Linked DNA regions of Homo sapiens: region 1 is linked to region 2. Evidence: chromatin contacts called from ENCODE Hi-C data. All regions are on one chromosome and are shown on one strand. Each heading gives the region's core, a stretch centred on a gene start or an enhancer-like site at or near the end of the contact. The rest is flanking DNA. Distances are from core to core; before and after follow the strand shown.

Region 1 (7,505 bases), core at 4,725-7,224, 1.1 Mb after region 2:
AGGACATGACTCCTTAAAGAAAGGACTTATCTAAATTACTTTTATGTCTCTAACATCTCTCACAAAAACTTGGTTAACAGCCAGTCTCAAAGTTGTTACACTTAGACCTCAACTCTCCACTTCAGAAACCCACTCCAAGGCTACACACTAGATCACATTACATGAGAAATGCTCTACCTCTGAAATTGCTCACTCCAACAACATTCAACCGTCTGACCACAGTCTTTAATCTTTCTACACTTTTCACCACACTTTACCTTATCAAGTCCTCCAGTCTCTTAAGTGTCTCTATTTTATCTTAGTTGATCATTTTCCTTTGCCGTATTTTTGCATATTTCTATTGTTGGACTTATACAGCATTATAATTTATATACAAATGTGTTTGCTTTGTCTATTAGATCATAACTTTCCTTAGAACAGATTAACGGATGCTTTTTCTCTGTCTTTAACACCCAACATCTTTAACAGCCAGCCAGTGCCTTATCCTTAACTCATTGCTCAGAGTAACAAATATTTGGTGAAGGAATAAGTAAAGTGCTCTAGTCATTTTCACCATTATACCATGAGATCTGCAAAGGTAGAAACTATATGTTACCTGTATATTTCCTACAATTAATACCAGACTGCCTCATACATACCAGCGTCTCAGGGAGTATCTGTTGACTTATAAAAGGTTGAAATGTATTAGGGACTGCAGGCAGGGTGTATGGTTCACACCTGTAATCCCTGAGCTTTAGGAGGCCGAGGCAGGAGGATCATTTGAGGTCAGGAGTTTGAGACCAGCCTGGCCAACATGGTGAAACCCCATCTCTCCTAAAACACAAAATTTAGCCGGGTGTGGTTGCAGATGCCTGTAATCCCAGCTACTTGGGAGGCTGAGGCTGGAGAATCACTTGGACCAGGGAGGTGGAGGTTGCAGTGAGCCGAGATAGCGCCACTGCACTCCAGCCTGGGCGACAGCGCGAGACTTTGCCTCAAAAAAAAAAAAAGAAAAAGAAAAAAAGTATTAGGTCCTGCAAATGACATATAAAAATATGTTTTATAGCCACATGGTTATAAAGCACATGTAAAAAATGTTCATCATAGCAGAGGCAAAATGATGCAAGAAAGAGCACTAGATAAAAGTCAGGAGGCCTGAACTTCAGTCTTGGCTTTGCCACTTTGTGATCTACAAATAACCATCTCTATAAGCCTTAGTTTCCTCATTTATTTTGTTATTTTTTTAGTCTAATCTATTGGGGTTTTAAGTCTCCTCACTTATTAAAATGTGGTTTGATCAGAATAAGATTCTAGATCATTAGCTCTAACATGTGGTGCTTTTCAAAAAAATTACTATAAAAGTGATACACTATAAATACTTAAAAGTTGTATATGCCCTTAATTGTTTTGGTAAAAGAAAATTCCACTCTATTTTTTTTTCTTTTTCTTTTTTTTTTTTTTTGAGACAGAGTCTCGCTCTGTCACCCAGGCTGGAGTGCAGCGGCGTGATCTCAGCTCACTGCAACCTCCGCCTCCTGGATTCAAGCAATTCTCCTGTCAAGGCCTCCCGAGCAGCTGGGATTACAGGCGCACGCCGTCACGCCTGGCTAATTTTTTGTATTTTTAGTAGAGACAGGGTTTCACCGTGTTCCCCAGGCTGGTCTCGGACTCCTGAGCTCAGGGAATCCACCCGCCTCGGCCTCCCAAAGTGCTAGGATTACAGGCGTGAGCCACCGTGCCTGGCTCCACTCTATTTTTGTAACTCACTTTCCAGAGGCATCCACTCTCAACAGTTTCTTTTGTATCTTTAAGGCGTTCTTCATACATAAGCTAATACACTGCTAAGATTCTTGATTTTACCAACTGGACAGTCCTATAAATTCAAATGGAGCCTTGCCAAAATGAAAGAAAAATTACTTTGATAGCAGAAAGAAAACTACTCAGAAAGCCAACAGCAGAAAAAATTAAAATATACTGAAATAAGTATTTAAAACTTCATGTAGGGCTGGGCGCTGTGGCTCACGCCTGTAATCCCAGCACTTTGGGAGGCCAAGGTGGGTGTATCTCCTGAGGTCAGGAGTTTGAGACCAGGTTGACTAACATGATGAAACCCCATCTCTACTAAATACAAAAAATTAGCCAGGTGTGGTGGTGCATGCCTGTAATCTCAGCTACTTGGGAGGCTGAGGCAAAAGAATCACTGGAACCCGGGAGACAGAGATTGCAGTGAGTGGAGATTGCGCCCTTGTACCCCAGCCTGGGCAACAAGTGTGAAACTCCATCTCAAAAAAAAAAAAAACAAAAAAAACTTCATGTGTCACCTCCTGTTTGTGTGATGTAATGTGAGTAGAAGACATATGACAAGAAACTTCGGGTGGGAAGTTTCTCTACAGGAAGAAACGTGGGAGGCATGGGGGAAAGGAGAATCATACTAATGTCACAACCACAGAAGGATGTACAAAGGGTGAAAAAATTCAGAGAACTGTAAATACTAAAATAGCAAACTAACTGTGAAATGCACTATGAGCTTAAGGAGAGTCAACTGTAGAAAGGATGCAGTTGTTATCTATATTAAAGCCAGCCTAGAGGGAAGTGTATATTAACATTAGGCCCTTTTCTTCACAACAGCACCCTTTGAAGATCTACATCTAAATCTAACAAGGGCTTTCACATACTGAGAAGTCAAGGGTGAAATAATTGTGTTTCTAAGTGGTTTCTTCTAATGGTGGGGAAAATTTATCACATGATGACAGTCATCATAAGAATTTTTTTAAATATAGAAAGAAAAAAAAAGAGAAAAGGTAGGTCACTGAGAAAGTATAAAGTTCCACGAGAATAGGGCAAAGTCCTCTCTAATGGCCAGACTATTAATTTCCCTTTCATCTGGGTACCGGAGAATATTTAAACATTAAGTAAGGAATGTGTTATATAGAGAACCAAGCTTTTAACATCTGTAACCACGTAAACAAACATAAATTTCACTTAGATATGTCCCCATTTTTACCCCTGTAGTCCCATTTTTACCCCTATAGTGTAAAAGGATACCACTTTAGACTGTAAAGAATGCTTAAGGGTAACGTAAGAACCGCAGACTGGACAAGGAACCTGTTCTGCTGGTCTAACACATTACTAAGTCCACTTTTCCAAAGAATAAAAATACAATTCTGTAACATGTAAGTCACAAGTCTAACAAACTAAACTATAAATTACCTAATGATAATTACAATATTAAGAAATTAACACTGGTATAGTCTTTACCTGGAATTTTTACAACCTAAATACAGCATGATGGATAAAAACTAAAACCACAATTTGGAATTAATTTGGAGGAAGAGGAAATGATAAATTTGTATTCCATACTGTAATTTTAATCCAGTGTATGACACACTGTAAAATTTGTCAAAAAGTTGAAAACAGTAAAGTCTGAGAACCAACCTATGTCTCCATAAAAGAAAAAATGATTAGTCAAGGATGAGTGAATTCTAGGACTGTAAACTTTACCAAATCTACCTTGTCTCCAGATACTAAAAACACAAACAGAATTAGGGAACTAAAATCATTCTGGTTTCCTGAACCCTTTAGGTTAAAAGGAACAATATTTCCTGACACCGGAAAATGGTGAGTAAGCCTTGCTTTCACAAGTCAGTGGGTGAGGCTATGGTTTTCAAACTTGGGTGGAATATTATTTTAAGAGTCTTTAAGGGAAATTTTTATCATTAAAAGATTACATTAGTTACAACACAGCATAAAACTAAATATATAAAGCAGTACAGGTCTCAAACTTTTAAATTTCAGAGTCCAAAAAATGTTATGATCTCCCCATTTTCTCTCTTCTCTCTCTTCCATCACCTCTTCCCAGTACCTCAAATAAAACCAAGCCAGCTGACACACACAAACTGGTTTAGGAAGCTAAAGGTCTGTAGCAGTCAACATGAGCCAGGAGTGGCTTGTGTGCTACCTGCTAACTCTAATCATCAGACTTTCCATCTAAAGCTCAGAGAGAATAAATTACATGGGAATCAGGCCCTAAAAGCCTTTTCAGAAGTCTTCCATTTGACAGAATAGCACATTAGGTCTACCCACCATCACCCTGAGTGGGCTTAGCTACTTGTGTCAAGGTCTCCATAAAAATACAGATTTCAAAAAAGAATTTTGCAATACACATTCGAAGTCTTGGAGGAAAGCTGCTAAGATACGACCAGTAACTACTCCATGAAACCAGTCTTAAAGCAGACTGAAATAGCCAATGATGGCTACAGAACACATATCCAACTCACTAAATTTTAAAATTTAGGATTCTGTGTGCTGAAAACGATTACATTCTTTGATATTCACTTTTAACCAAAATACCCATTTCATTTCTAAGAAGACAAAAATGAGGAAGTTAAAATATACATTTGCCTTCCTTCTTGTCATACACCTTCCCACATACCAAATTACTACTGCAAAGAGCCACTATGCTATTATTCCAAAGAGTTCCTAAGCATCTCACAAAGAGATGCCTTGGTTCCTGATGACTATTATAATCATAATTATATGATTATGATCTTCCAGATCCATAGATGGTCATCTTGGATAAAGAACCCAGTAATGAAAGTATGCTGCGGTCTGTGTTTCTACTTACCCTCGATGACATCCTGGGGGTGAGAAGTCCGGTCACTGGGTGGATCCAGTGCAACAGTTGCCAGCGAAGTGGTGGCCCCAGACATCTCACTCATAGGCTCACTCCGGCTTGTTTCAGGCACGCTTTCCCGGGAGCTAAATCTTACTCGGGAACTAGATCGAGAGCTGAGGTCCGGACTGGTGTCTGACAAACCTGGAATGTCATCGATCTTTGTCGGTGTCACCATGAACCGAACTGAAGCCATCTTGGTGGTGGTTTCTGGAGGATGCATTTTGTTCTTTTTAAGAACAAAAAAAGTGGGGGGAACCTCGCAAAATCTTCCTCTTACGCTAGCTACTTTTGACTGCAATACAAAAGATAACTTGAAAAATAACACATTTCAATAACCTTGATTCACACCACACAAAAAGCCCCAACTAAGAATACTTCTACTCAGAATTCAAGCCGACTGTCCTAGAAAGTGCATCACCAATAGGTGAATATATTTTTTAAGAGAGAAAAAAACAAAAAACAAAAAGACAAAACAATGCCAATCTTGTGTGACTTCTTTCCTTCAGAATGAAGAGCTACCTAGCTAACCCCTCTGGTCCGGGGCTGAAGGCTCAGTGCCATGGTCTCAGGGCAGCAGATGAAGCCTCCCTCCCCTCAGCCCCCAGTTTCCTGTCGAGGTAGTCCTTTATCTGGTGAGTGTCCCACGGTTCTAGTTGGGCGAAGTGCGTGCAGGCAAACCTTTATCAGGCGACTATAGCGTGGATCAGATTGCTAAAAGGTGTACACCCGGCCACCTGTTGTGTATCAGGTGAATACCCCACAGGTCTGGCTGGGGGGAGGTGTATGCAAAGCCACCCGGTGTTTTTGATGTCGACAATCCACTTGGGTCTGGTGGGAAAGGTGCACATGCATAACGGGAAAAATAACCCACACTACTGAGAGAAGGGTGAGCAGAGGAGGATGCAGGGGCAGAGCGGATTCCTGTCTCCGAGAGGTCGGTGGGGGTGGCGCGCCCGCTCTTCTCCTAGCAGAAAGGTCCTCGGGGTCTGGGAGGAGGTTAGCGGATCAAGACACCTCGGACTGCAGCTCAGAGTCGTGGCAAGTCGTAGCTAGTCCACTGAGCCACGGTCCGCTCGCTAGGTTTCTCCTGCGTGTGACAGGACGAGCCACCCCCTTTGCCGGAGGCGCGTTCTCCCCTACCCCCGCCCCGGCGCAGGTCACCCCCTCGTCGTTCTTCCTCAGGGTCCCAGTAGAGGAGGAGACGGCCACGCAGGCTGGCCTGACTGGGCAGCAGGGTGAGGGAGAAGGAGGTCGCAGGTGCAGTATCCCGGCGCCAGCTGATGCGGGTGCGCGCGCAGCTGTTGTTTACTAGCCGGTAACTGTTTCAGAGCCGCGGCGCGCGCAGGGTTCGCGCTGCCGGGGCTGGCGCCCCCTCCCCGGCCCGACGCCAGAGCAGCAGTTACGTGACCTGGCCTCCCCCAGCCCCGGGCCCGACGGGGTGCGCCCGCGCCGCCGCAGCCCTTCCCTTCCCTCCCCGCTTGTTCCTCATTCGAGGTGAACCTTGCGAAGAGAAGCCCGGGGGTGCAGTGAGAGGGCGGAACCGTCCCGCGGGCGCCCGAAAGCCCCGCCCAGCCGCCGCAGCCCGCGGTGACCGAGTGCAGCGCGCCTGCGCTCGCCGCGGGACACGGCAGGCGGGGCGGGGCCGAATACGAGTGGCCAGGGGCACGACGGGAGCTGTAGTCCAGGGCACGGCCCGACCCGCGTGAAGAGGGGAATAATCCTTTTCCTCGGTCCGGCTGTGCTGCACACTCACTCTGGAAGCATCCTAGAGGGCGGGCGCTGCTCCTCACCCTCAGAACCCGGGGAGCCATTTCTCTTTCATGAGTGTCTCTGAAAACATCATTCATGATTTCTTTAACCAGAAACACCGCTCCTATACCTGGGAATAACCCTCATTGTAATTTTTATGTAGAGGTCTACATACAAATAAACCACTTTTATGTAAAAAAAAAAAATTAAAACTATAAAGTAGGCCTGGCGCGGTGGTTCACGACTGTAATCCTAGCACTTTGGGAGGCTGAGGCGGGCGTGATCGATCACCTGAGCTCAGGAGTTCCAGACCAGCCTGGCCAGCATAGCGAAACCCCGTCTCTACCAAAAATTCAAAAATTAGCCGGGCGTGGTGGCGTGTGCCTGTAATCCCAGCTATTCCTTAGACTGAGGCAGGAGAATCGCTTGAGCTTGGGAGGCGGAGGTTGCAGTGAGCCGAGAACGCACCATTGCATTCCAGCCTGGGGGGACAAGAGCAAAACTCCGTCTCAAAGAAATAAATAAATAAAAATAAAACTATAAAGTACCTTAAACACATTTGTCCTACTTTAATTTTTTGTTGTTGTTCTTGTCCTTTTAATAAATGCTATGTCCACTTTCTAGTCAGACTGAAAGTTCCACTAAATAATACGTTTTTTTATACCTGGAGAAGACGTTGATGTATTTTCTCAAATCCATTCCATGTTTTCACCACTACATTTGTCGCTAGAATATTTTTTCTTAGTGTTTATTTAATGTATAAATGGTGGTGTTCGATAAATTCTGACTCACCAATGTTTTGTTTGAAAAGCTATTTCCTATAGCTGTGATCAAGACCTCTAAATTTAACAATCACCTGGGCCCAGAAACTGGCCCCCGGTTTTGCCTGGGGTCTTGGCTCCTCACAAGTGGTTATGTTTAAGCAGCACTCCTAGCAATGGGAACTGTATTCCCGGAAGTTCTCTTTTATCAAATGACACACAAAGTCCAAATCCTTTCAAGGATTAAAGGATCAAAAAGGTTAAAAAGATCCTGGTAACAAAATGAGAAATCCTAATGTAAAGTGTAAACCTCCTAAAGTTTGACTCTTTATAAAGTCTGG
Region 2 (7,092 bases), core at 2,398-4,897:
GGCTGAAGCAGGAGAATGGCGTGAACCCGGGAGGCGGAGCTTGCAGTGTGTTGAGACCGTGCCACTGCACTCCAGCCTGGGCAACAGAGCGAGACTCCATCTCAAAAAAAAAAAAAAAGTCCTGGCTACCTCCAAAATATTTTGCCCAATAGCCTGTCACGTGGAAGACCACAGTAAAAAAGCGTTTCATTTGAAAGGTGTTCATCATTAGCAGTGACCTATGACACTTTAGAAGGAAGAGATAGGCATAGTTCGAATAAGATGGAACATAAAACAAGTCAGTATCAAGTTAAGGAAATAGGAGGTGTGTTGGTTAAAGAAAAAAAAACTTAACTAGTAGTCTGCTTCCTAGAGAGATGCATTACAGAGATCATGGTCATTTCAGGCCAGTGGGGAGGTAAGGATGTCCACAAGGAGGACCAACTCTCTTCTCTCTCCCTCATCCTCAAACATGCACTAAGGCAGTATTTGCTGAAAGCGTAGATAAGCACAGAAATCCAGGTTACTCTGGGAGATTGTTTACTTTTAGCCAGGGAACTTGAGAAACATAAGTGAGAGGGAATGCTCCATTTCTCAGACCCTTGCTTTTATGCGCTGACAAGGTAAAGAGGTTTGTTTCCTTCTTTACATCTCCCCGCTTTAGTAATTACTATTTTGCAGAGCATGGGGTTGATGCTTTGTCAGCACTTCAGCACAGACACTAAATACAGAGATGCTTCAGTTCCTTCACAGTGCCAGCCTGTTGGTGCAAGCTTATATTTGCTGCAGGAGAATACAATTCCCATGGTTTAGCGTCTCTGCAAGATCAGGCAAATCAGATTAACAGCTGTAATTCTGTCAACACAGGCTGGGACCTGTTGAGAATTAAGCTGATATTTAAGACAGAGACTATGTACATCTAAAAATAATAGCTACTCTTAAAACCAGGTCCCAAAAAGAGATTATGAATAGCCCCTAAACGTGGTCATACTACCAACCAGTAGCATCACTGCAAGATATGAAATATCCATTATGAACTTTTACACTGATACGAATAAAGTTTTAATAAGAAAACCATTAAAGGCAAGATCATCTAAAGCACACCACAGCTTGGGATGGTGTGCATGAATCCAAAACTTTAACGTAAAACTAGACTTTGAGGCATGGTATATGAGATAGGAGAGAAGCATTTCTCAATTTTCTATCAAGGATATTTACCATCATCACATCAAGTTCCAGTCTGTCCCCATTCCTCTTCCTCTGGGAACAGCTCCACCAATTTTATGTCTGGAAAGGGAGGATGACCAGGATATGAGACCTACCCTTAGACAATCATAGGTCCTATGGGACCCCATTCCCTTGGCCAAAGCATTTGGTCTAGGCAGGGTTAAGCCTGTGACAAAGGCTTCATCAATCACAGTCAATGCATTGAACACTCAGTGAGAAAGAAGCAGTCTAGAATAGGGCCAGAGGCCTGGAAATCTTCTCTAAAGCTGCATCTTTAACGTATCTCAACTAAGAATCGGCTAAGTACTTGTGAAGGCTGGTGAGAGAAATGCCTGTCCAAACACAGGTGGCTTCAATAGTGGCACCCCTCTAAGATGTAGTGCTATAAGGAACCTGAAGACTACCATACCCCATTTGCATCAGCTCTGACACCTAAAAAGGATAAAGACAATGGAAAAAAATGCATAATTTTTAGGAACGAGACTGGCCTTTATTATCCTTCTTGACTAGTATTATTAATAGCAGTTACTATAAATTCCCCACTTATGTGCCAGAAACTACTGAGTATTTTACCTATATTATCTCGTTTAATCCTCACACCTTCTCCTAAGAGACAGGTAGTATTATCCCTATTTTACAGACGAGAAATTAAAATTAAAGAGGCAAGCAACTTGCAAAAATCACTGAGCTAGTCAGTGGCTGGTCCAGGATTTGAACCTATGTCTGACAGGTTTATGAGTTTAGCCATTACAATATACTGTCTCACTACTCTTCTCCATTGTTTCCCTCCATTGAGGCCATTGCTTCTTTGTTCCTGCAATATGTCTAACTATTCATTGGTCCTGCTCCTGGACTGTAACACAGTTGAGAGAAAGGAGACTAGTGTTTAGATATCTGATCAAGAAGACCCGAGACCTCATTGATTCATTGTGGAAGCAACATCTTCCACAACGACAGTTAATCTGGTATGCAATTCTCAGCTATACTGTTTTCCCTCCCAAAAAAGGGTTAATAAGTCTGTGATCCAAGAGATTTGCAGTAAGCCCTAGAAACAGCTAAGCAACGGCTGTTGAATCCCATTGGTGTGCCTATAAGATGCTACCTGGTGTAGAGAACAGAATATAATTCTCTCTCCTAGGAATTTAGATGCGCCCCTCCGCCCCCCTGCCAATACACACGCAAGGGGGCATAGCAGATGATGGCACATGTCCCATATGCAAACATGAATAGTAAACATGCTTTAGTACAGCTGGAGCTACTGTAGCAGAAAGTCAGGTTGTCTGCTACTCCACCTGGTCTTCTTAAAGGATTGGGTCTGGACATTCACCTCTCAGTGACTGCCACTCCCCATATATATCACAGGTTCAGGCTCTGCATTCAGCCCATTCGGAGTGTGTGAGTGCTAACATGGAACTCTCCAGGAGACAGCAAGCAGAAATGTGGATGATTAAAATAAAGGGTTTTCTTTGGCAATCTCAATTGCAAATGAGGATAAGGAAAATCCTCCCAGCTCACACTCTGCTCCCAGCTACTTGTTCTTGAGTTAAATGAGGGCTTGGCTCTGGCCTCAGGGGGCAAGAGCACTGTTCGTTATTTGGTGGTGGGGGAGGGGGTTGGGGGATCCGTCAGCACTTACATGCCTTTAGAGAATCTGCCTTTACAGAACTTGAAGAGCTCTGATGGAGGAACAGAGATGCTGTGGTGGTAGTGGCCTTGGAGGTGGTGGTAGTGGCAATGGTGATGATGATGATGATGAAAGAAGAAGAAAACGGTGATGGTAAATGTCATCTATAAACACAAGCAAAAAGCAGCAACAGATACCTTTCTAGTCATTGCCAACCATAGTCATGAAGCTGCTTCTGTTCCCAATGCAATCCCATTGTGGTGCTCCCCCTCTGCGCTAAACACATCCAGCTTCAAAAAAAAAAAAAAAAAAAAAAAAAAGCTCTGCATCTCTCCGTCCCCCGCCCTCCCGCCCTCCCGCCCTCCACCTTTCCTGTGCCAAGCTGGGAATGAGACTGCACTGGCGGGTCAAGGGGGCTGGGACCTGAGAGTCAACGACAGGAGTTCTGTAGTGAGGAGCGTTGGGATGACCCGGAGGGCCCACCAACGTACTTGGGAGCAGCTTGGTGGGGGAGCTGGAGGAACCGACACAGAAGGGGAGGAAGATAAGCTGGCGGGGTAAATAGACTTGATGCCTCATTCCAAGAACCCTGAAAGCCACGGGGGAAGGCGGAGCAGGCAGCCTTTGGTCGGGAAGAAGAGACGGGCAGATGGCCAGCAGAACAGACAAGACTCTCTTTACCTGACCAATACTCGGGAGGCTGGTCCCGAGTCCCAGCTACTCGGGAGGCTGAGGCAGGAGGATTGCTTACGGCAACAGCCGTGGCGGCTGCAGCCTCGAAGGATGCTGCGCTCCAGTCCAGAGCCAAAGCCCAAAGGGGCAGCTGCGCCGACCTCCACCGAGGCTCCGCCCCACAGGCCACAGGCCCCGCCTTCCTAGCACGCGCCGGCCTGACGAGCTGTTTGGGGGAGGTGAGCAGTAAACTGATCGGCAGGGCTGAAGACCAGTGGAAACGTGCAGCGGCGCCCGAGGTGGCAGGGGAGGCGGGGCGGGAGGCGGCGGTGCCCAATCAGCAGCCGAGCCGTTGGGCCAGGCTGGGAAGCAGTGCTGTCTTTTGGCACCGTCTGATCCGGGCTGAGGGATTGAAGGCGGTGGTCGCTAAGCTAGGTCTAAGACGGACAGCCAGGGCGACAACCAGTCTCTCGCTACGTGTCCCCAGCTTCCCTGTTTCCGAGCGCCTCTCAAGGCGCACGCTCTGGACTTGTTCAGATGGGGGAAGGGAACTGGTCTGGAACTCCCCACTATTCCCGAGGTTCCCACGCCTCCAGATCCGGAGAGGCCGTTTCGCTCCAGTGGCCTGGCCCCCCTGCCCCCTCAGCCTAGCCGTTCTTGATCGTAAGTGCTAAAAGGAACAAAGAAGGAGAATTCAAGAATCCACACATAAGCCCAAACCCTGACAGGAGCCTTTTCCTCTCCCATCTCCTGCCTACGCTTCCTCCTAGTAGCTTTTTAACTGCTGGCGGTTAAGTTACTTTGACTGGTTTGAATTAAACGCAAAATAGGTTTAGGCTGAGAAATGGGCCAGACCCTTGGCGATCTGAGAAAGAAAGACTGAGTCCGGATGTCAAGAGGCCTGGGCCTCACGAGGGAGTTTGTCTGCTTATTTGAACACCTCAGAGTTGAAGATCTTGTTACTGCTATTTCTGTGCTGGTGAATCAGTACAGACCTTGATGCCAAGGTACTGTTTTGTCCCCAAGTGTCTAATCATTACTGAAATGAACTACCTTCAAACCTTTCCTAAGAGGATTTGAGGCCTTAATGTCGTTGAGATTTGGAATGTGATTTGAGTGACACTGAGATCTTTTCCAAGTAGGTAGGCAAGAAAAGGCATTGTCTTTAATCTGCTTTTGGATAAATGCGAACTGTATCACCCATTTGGTACTTGAAGATAGAATTTTGTCCTGAATAGATTCTGTTTTCAAATAAGTAAATGGGAAAAAAATTTGGAAGGTATTTTTAAGGTGATTTTTTTCACTATTTTTTTTCTAGAAATAATAGTTTATTGGAACTCTGATTTATTCTTAATCACAATATTAGCCAAACACTGATAGGCCCTTTATTTATTTGTTTTTTTAACACACGGTCTCACTCTGTCACCCAGGCTGGGGTGCAGTGGTGCGATCTTGGCTCACTGCAGCCTCAACCCCGTGGGCTAAAGCCATCCTCCCAACTCAGCCTCCAAAGTACCTGGGACTACAGGCGGGCACCACCATGTCCAGCTAATTTTTTAATTTTTTATTTGTAGGGACAGGGTTTCACCATATTGCCCAAGCTGGTCTCAAACTCCTAAGCTCAAGCGATCTTCCCTTCTCAGCCTCCCAAAATGCCGAGATTACAGTTGTGAAGTGCTGTGCCCGGCTCCATAGGCACTTCATATACATTATCTCCTTCAATCCTCATATCTTCCCCTTGTAAATTCCACTTATAGATAAGAAAACTGAGGTTCCCAAAGTTCAAGTAATTGTCCTTGGGTCATGTTCGTAGTTAGGAGTAGAGTCAATACGAGGTCCGTATATCTCCTGTCTAAAAATCATCATCATCAGTTAGAAGAATAAGAAGCCCTCAGTACGACTCTTAATTCCTTGATGCTTTTTTCTTTTTACCTGAAAATTGTCATATAGGGATCCAGTTTTCACACTACTGACTTCTTGAAACCGCAGCCTCAGAAGCACCTTTAAGAGTGAAGTGTCACCTCTGACATGTGTTAGGAGCAATTGCAAGTCAACTTTGCTCATAGAAGGGAGCTGTGATTTCCTATTGTTGGGAAGGAAGTAAAATTTTGCAGGGCTTAAGTCAAACTAGGTTTTAATTGATGTAGAAATCTTTTAAAGTCCACCCACAAAATAATATCATGGTCGTGTGAGCTGAGTCCTAGAAAGGTAAAAGGATGTTAATCCAAAGTCATATTCCAGCATTGTTTCAACAGTGTTCTGAAGAAATTCCTAAATCCTACTCTGGCCTTTAATCAAACCTGGAAATATGTACTTGCTCTAAGCTTGGTAGGGGGAGGGAGTAGGAGGTGTTTTAAAGAGAAAGGAGAAGAAAAATATTTTCCCAAAGAGGCTATTAATAAAGACAAAATATAAATAAGTTAAAGGTTATAGATCAATACAAAGGTATACACTAATTAACAAGTTAGTGGAGTTTTGTTTTGTTTTGTTTTGTTTTGTTTTGTTTTGTTTTGTTTGAGACAATTTCACTCTGTCACCCAGGCTGGAGTACACTGGTGTAATCTCGGCTCACTACAACCTCTGTCTCTCAGGTTCAAGTGATTCTCCTGCCTCAGCCTCCTGAGTAGCTGGGACTACAGGCATACACTACCATGCCTGGCTATTTTTTGTGTTTTTAATAGAGATGGGGTTTCACCATGTCGTCCAGGCTGGTCTCGAACTCCTGACCTCAAGCAATCTGCCCGCCTCGGCCTCCCAAAGTGCTGGGATTACAGGCGTGAGCCACCATGCCCAGCTTGTTAGTGGAGTATTTATGTGATCCTTGCTTAATAAACAGTTACTGGCCGAGAGGATTGCATGGACCCAGGAGTTTGAGACCAGACTGGGCAACACAGTGAGACCCTATCTCTACAAAAAATAAATGTTAAAAAATTAGCTGGGTGTGGTGGTGCATGCCTGTAGTCCCAGGTACTCGAGAGGCCGAGGCAGGAGGATCACTTAAGCCCTCGCACTGCAGCCTGGGTGACAGAGCTAGATCCTGTCTCAAAATAAAAAATAAAAAATGAAAAAATAAACAGCTACTAAGTGCCTAATATATGTTATTGTACTAGACTCTAGGGATATCCAGTTCAATAAAGCCCATTTCCTAATGGAAATGCACAGCCTAGCTGAGAACACTCAATCTGGACCATACCTGAAGAGATCACTTTATCAACAAAATTACTAATCTTCACAACCACCCAGCAGGGTAGGTGTTATCACCACCTCAAGGCTGAGGAAACTCGGACTAGAGAGGATAGTGACTCACTTGAGGTTGCAAGTTTAAGAAAAAGTCTTGACCCCAAATCATTCTGACCTGGAGGCCCACATTTTCTTTCTTTCCTTTTTTTTTTTTTTTTTTTTGACGGAGTCTCTGTTGTCCAGGCTGGAGTGCAGTGGCGCAGTCTCGGCTCACTGCAACCTCCGCCTCCTGGGTTCAAGCGATTCTCCTGCCTCAGCCTCCTGAGTAGCTGGGATTACAGGTGCCCTACCCAGCTAATTTTTTGTGTTTTTAGTAGAGATGGGATTTCACCATGTTGGCCAGGCTGGTC

What was found. A loop is a pair of places that touch in the nucleus more often than their neighbours do. Pooled maps may share reads with other maps.
Region 1: a pooled map shows a loop between it and region 2 (7-fold over the local background). The contact joins the promoter of SLC12A6 here to the promoter of FMN1 in region 2. A Hi-C loop is called at or near these places in 7 of 50 pooled maps.

What each region holds. Positions count from the first base shown.
Region 1 is chr15:34,331,807-34,339,311 of GRCh38, forward strand. SLC12A6 (solute carrier family 12 member 6) reads right to left here and starts at 5,975. Exons shown (of 26, transcript NM_001365088.1): 1 at 5,526-5,975; 2 at 4,604-4,946. The coding sequence starts at 4,874. RefSeq lists enhancers at 2,363-2,412, 4,040-4,089, 4,150-4,219, 4,421-4,540 and a silencer at 5,830-6,389.
Region 2 is chr15:33,191,067-33,198,158 of GRCh38, forward strand. It overlaps FMN1 (formin 1), which reads right to left and starts at 3,648. Exons shown (of 21, transcript NM_001277313.2): 1 at 3,512-3,648; 2 at 2,843-2,994. LOC105370759 (a long non-coding RNA gene) reads left to right here and starts at 3,845. Exons shown (of 3, transcript XR_932090.3): 1 at 3,845-4,509. RefSeq lists silencers at 3,627-3,966, 3,741-3,950.